Linked DNA regions of Homo sapiens: region 1 is linked to region 2. A link is a loop called in an ENCODE intact Hi-C map of the cell type or tissue named here. Cell type or tissue: left lung. All regions are shown on one strand.

Region 1 (2,500 bases), 270 kb after region 2:
AAAAGGGGGTTTTTCCAGCTTTCTTGTAAATGAACAATTAATCATTATAAATCTCCATGTCAATAGTATTGCATTTATACCCTGGAATACAAATTTCAAGGTGTCGTGAGAAATTAAAATAATTCTCCTCAGTGAAAGAATTGTTTCTATATTCAGAAAAAACACTCTAGTAAGGTTCTACTGAGAAAGGTATAAATATGAGAAATATCAGCCAACAGCACTTTCATCTGTTTTTCCGAAGTAAAGTGACATAAAATATGGAGTTGCCTATTGATACAAATTTTAAGTAGGTAGGAAGAAGCATCTAAAAAGAAGATCAAGAGAGGGCTGACCAAAGATCTCGTGTTAAGTGTTCTTACACACACACACACACACACACACAATAGTGATAATAAGAGAGTAGGACAGAACTTGTGTAGGTGTTGAATAGATTTATGGCATAAACTGTGATAATAGTTTCATGGGTGTATACTTATCTCCAAGCTCACCAAATTGTATAAATTAATTATGCACTATCTTTTGTGTGTCAAAGTTTTTTAAGTGGCAAGAAAATATGAATGAAAACGTGGAGACAAACCCAACAGTATAGCAGTTTGAAATATTGCAAATGCCATAGGCAGTAGCCAGTAACCGGTTGTGAAAAAGTGTCCTACAAATTTCCAGAGCAGTGTGCTATAATCACACTATGATTATGCATAATCTCCAGCAAATGAATGCTAACACATAAAAATCATGTGATACAAGAGGCTTAAGGCAGAGCACAGAATGTCAATGCAGTGCCTATGGCTGTTAAGATACCTGTACTCCAATAAGAGATTTTTAAAAATAAATCTTGAGTCCCACTCTTTCCTGATGTCTTCATTTCCCAGGTGAGTTAAAGCGTGGATCCAGCAGGCTACAGGAGAAATTATGCCAAAACATGCCTGATCACCTATTTAATTATGGAAACTTTCTTCCAACTTCGGCCCTTTACATTGGGCAGGGAATATGAGTAATAGATTGAATTTGTGACAGTTACTGTAATTTGTTTCCAAAGGAGTTTGAGTACATTTAATATTCTAGTATTGGTGGCACAATAAATAACATAAAACCAGGATATTGGTCTAAGTCCATAAACCTGAGTAAAGATGAATATTAGTCAATTTCAGGCAAATTTCTGTAAGGATGGAAACAATACCCAAAGTTCTTCAGCCCATGACATCCATTTTTAGTAGCATAAGTTGTCTAGGTATTTTGTCACTGTAGATTGGCTGTGTTTTGGATGGACCGTTTCATTGCCAAGTGACAAATCACCTAAGTAGGAACAAAAGCAAGCTCATGGTTTAATTAGACGGGAGGTAAAGCTAGAGAGTAAGTTGTCACAACTTTTTGTGAAGTTAGTTAAGACAGGGCATTGCACTTGATTAGACAGGTTATTTCTATCTCACAATGTAAATTTCTGGGTCTTGGCATAACTTGGAAAACATTGATTCAGATAAGGCTCATTGCAGCTTATGTATTTCAACTCGAAGAGGCAAATGTATCCTTTGGTGACATGGTCTGTCTGTACCACTGATCACTAATGGTGTAAAAATGGTTTCTACATGAGTATGTGTTCCATTTAGTATCTACAGAACTTCTTAATCCAAAAGCCAGAGACCAGAAATTATGAACAAAGTATTATTGGCAAATTTTCACACTTGCTATAGACACCTGTTACTTTATAGCATCTGAAGGAGAAAGCAGCCCAAATTTAAGAAGTGTTTTCTGGCTGCTTAAACTGTGTTCAGACCTTCTGGTTACAGACCATCTCATGTAAGTTTGCCAAATGTTGAATAATTTTATATAGACACTTTAATAGAGTTCTCAGTTGTGGAGTATGCTTCCTCTAATATTAAAAGAGCCTAATTATATACTGGCCTTTCTTATTTGTAGTCAGTGGTGATAAAGCCAACTGTTTGAGCTGCTAATATAACTACCAAGAACATCACTGAAGTACCAGAAACCTAAATTTTGTACTCAATCAATGCCTTTTAACCTTTGATAAACTGAGTTTCAACAGGGAAAAATTCTGAATGGGAGATCTCTGAAGTCATCATAAAAAAGATGAAACTTTAAGAAAGCGTTGCCCCTTTGCACATTTCCTTGCTATGAAGTCCACTCAAGCAGTGGACACAACAGGCTTTTATCTGCTTTTTCATATTCTTTCCTTGAAAAGTTGAGCAACTTATTTTATTTGAAAATTCTAGAAAAATAAACTGAGTATTCCTGATTCAACAATAAGAAGGCTATTGGAACACCTTAGGCAGGAGAAAATCTTTTTTATCTTTGTGTGTTTGTGTGTATGTGTGTGACAGAGAGAGAGAGAGACTAGGTCTCACTCTGTCTCCCAGGCTGGAGTGCAGTGGTACAATCATAGCTCACTCTAACCTCAAACCCCTGCCAGGACAACTGAACCCCTGGCCTCGGCCTCCCAAAGTGCTGGAATTACAGGCATGTGACACTGCTCCCAGCCAATTTT
Region 2 (2,500 bases):
TCCTGAAAACCTTTCCGCTATCCCTGTGATGTCTTCCTCCTCCAAATTTTATCAATATCTTGCTAAATTCTTGAGACATAGAGACTACACTCCCAGTGTGTCCGGAATTGGTGGGTTCTTGGTCTCACTGACTTCAAGAATGAAGCCGCGGACCCTGGCGGTAAGTGTTACAGCTCTCAAGGTAGCGCATCTGGAGTTTGTTCCTTCTGATGTTCGGATGGGTTTACGAGTTTCTTCCTTCTGGTGGGTTCGTGGTCTCGCTGGCTCAGGAGTGAAGCTGCAGACCTTCGCGGTGAGTGTTACAGCTCTTAACGCAGCGCGTCTGGAGTTGTTCGTTCCTCCCGGTGGGTTCGTGGTCTCGCTAGCTCAGGAGTGAAGCTGCAGACCTTCGCGGTGAGTGTTACAGCTCATAAAAGCAGTGTGGACCCAAAGAGTGAGCAGTAGCAAGATATACTGCAAAGAGTGAAAGAACAAAGATTCCACAGTGTGGAAAGGGACCCGGGCTGGTTGCCACTGCCGGCTCTGGCAGCCTGCTTTTATTCTTATCTGGCCCCACCCACGTCCTGCTGACTGGTAGAGCCGAGTGGTCTCATTGACAGGGCGCCCATTGGTGCGTTTATGATCCCTTAGCTAGACACAAAGGTTCTCCACCTCACCACCAGATTAGCTAGATAGAGTATGGACACAAAGGTTCTCCAAGGCCCCACCAGAGTAGCTAGATACAGAGTGTGGATTGGTGCATTCACAAACTCTGAGCTAGACACAGGGTGCTGATTGGTGTGTTTACAAACCTTGAGCTAGATACAGAGTGCCGATTGGTGCGTTTACAATCCCTGAGCTAGACATAAATGTTCTCCACGTCCCCACCAGACTCAGGAGCCCAGGTGGCTTCACCCAGTGGATCGCGCACCAGGGCTGCAGATAGAGCTGCCTGCCAGTCCGGCGCCCTGCGCCCGCACTCCTCAGCCCTTGGGTGGTCGACGGGACTGGGCGCCGTGGAGCAGAGGGCGGCGCTCATCGGGGAGGCTCGGAGGGCACGGGAGCCCGTGGAGGGCGTGGGAGGCTCAGGCATGGCGGGCTGCAGGTCCCAAGCCCTGCCCTGCGGGAAGGCAGCCAAGGCCCGGTGAGAAATCGAGCGCAGCGCTGGTGGGCTGGCACTGCTGGGGGATCCAGTACACCCTCCGCAGCCGCTGGCCTGGGTGCTAAGCCCCTCATTGCCCGGGGCCGGCAGGGCCGGCCGGCTGCTCCAAGTGCCGGGCCCGCCAAGCCCACGCCCACCCGGAACTCCAGCTGGCCCGCAAGCGCCGCGCGCAGGCCGGGTTCCCGCTCGCGCCTCTCCCTCCACACCTCCCTAGAAGCTGAGGGAGCTGGCTCCGGCCTTGGCCAGCCCAGAAAGGGGCTCTCGCAGTGCAGCGGTGCGCTGAAGGCCTCCTCAAGTGCCACCAAAGTGGGAGCCCAGGCAGAGGAGGCGCGGAGAGCGAGCGAGGGCTGTGAGGACTGCCAGCACGCTGTCACCTCTCACCAACAGCAAAGGTAAACTGAATCTTTTCCATAATTTGGCATGCAGAAAGAAGATGAGAATGTGGAGATTTCTGTCTGAGCACTGTTTGTTTGTCATTTTTCTCTCTCATTTCTGCTGACTGAAAGGAAGTAGCTAACAGAAAAACAGGTTAAATTTTAGTTTGAAGCTTTTATTGCCATAACATAATGTGGCATCAGAGTTTAATCCTGGCAAGTAAGAGGGACAGTGAGTAGTACGGTTGAATATTTTGAGAAAGGAAGAATTGTGAGTTCAAATGAAGAGCAGTTTAATTCTATGCCAGTTGTTAGATGAAGAAATAAATGGCCAACTTTTGAGAAGAAGCAAAAAATTGGGCCCATGGTTAAATTTGGGGCAAGGAATGGAATGTGTAGAAGTATAAAATGGATCAAAGCTATTATTTTAATAGTGTTTTAAACCAACAAAATTTTTATGGTTAAGATAGAAACATAATAATAGGCTAGATATTTCTTAAAGGCTTTCTTAGTTTTTATTGAAATGCCAAAGAGAAAGAGGAATTAAAAACATCACAGAATATGATGAGAATTTCACTCCCTATAGTGAGGAATATAATACTATGGTGAATATAATAGAGAGTAGTTTATTCCTCAGATGGAACGTTCCAGAACTCAACCCACTAAGAATAACTCCTCTAGGTAGTCTCTGAATTAGACAGCACATTAGCTAACATTTCTGACCCCAAAACTGGAGACCAGTCCAAATATTACAAGTGCATAACTCTCCCAAGTCATTCTAAAACTAATGATACTTTATACTTGATATGGTTAGGATGTTTGTCCCCTCCAAATCTCATGTTGAAATGTGATTGCCAGCATTGGAGGTGGGACCTGGTAGGAGGTGATTGGAACATCAAGGTAAATCTCTCATGAATTGCTTAGTGCCATTCATGATGAGTGAGATCATATTGGCTTAACACACATTTTAATTGCTGTTGAACAA

What was found. Peaks named below come from ENCODE experiments on the same cell type or tissue, not always from the same donor. Only the 100,000 strongest peaks of a DNase experiment are listed, where the experiment ranks them.
Region 1: it touches region 2 in a loop (9-fold over the local background); 2 of 110 quality-filtered maps call a loop at or near these places.

What each region holds. Positions count from the first base shown.
Region 1 is chr5:19,013,813-19,016,312 of GRCh38, reverse strand. No RefSeq gene overlaps it. Among named protein-coding and RNA genes, the nearest start is that of LINC02100, 270 kb to the right of the region's middle. In left lung, no CTCF peak of the experiment used is centred here; no DNase peak of the experiment used is centred here.
Region 2 is chr5:19,286,584-19,289,083 of GRCh38, reverse strand. No RefSeq gene overlaps it. Among named protein-coding and RNA genes, the nearest start is that of LINC02100, 540 kb to the right of the region's middle. In left lung, no CTCF peak of the experiment used is centred here; DNase peaks (open chromatin) are centred at 1,033 and 1,293.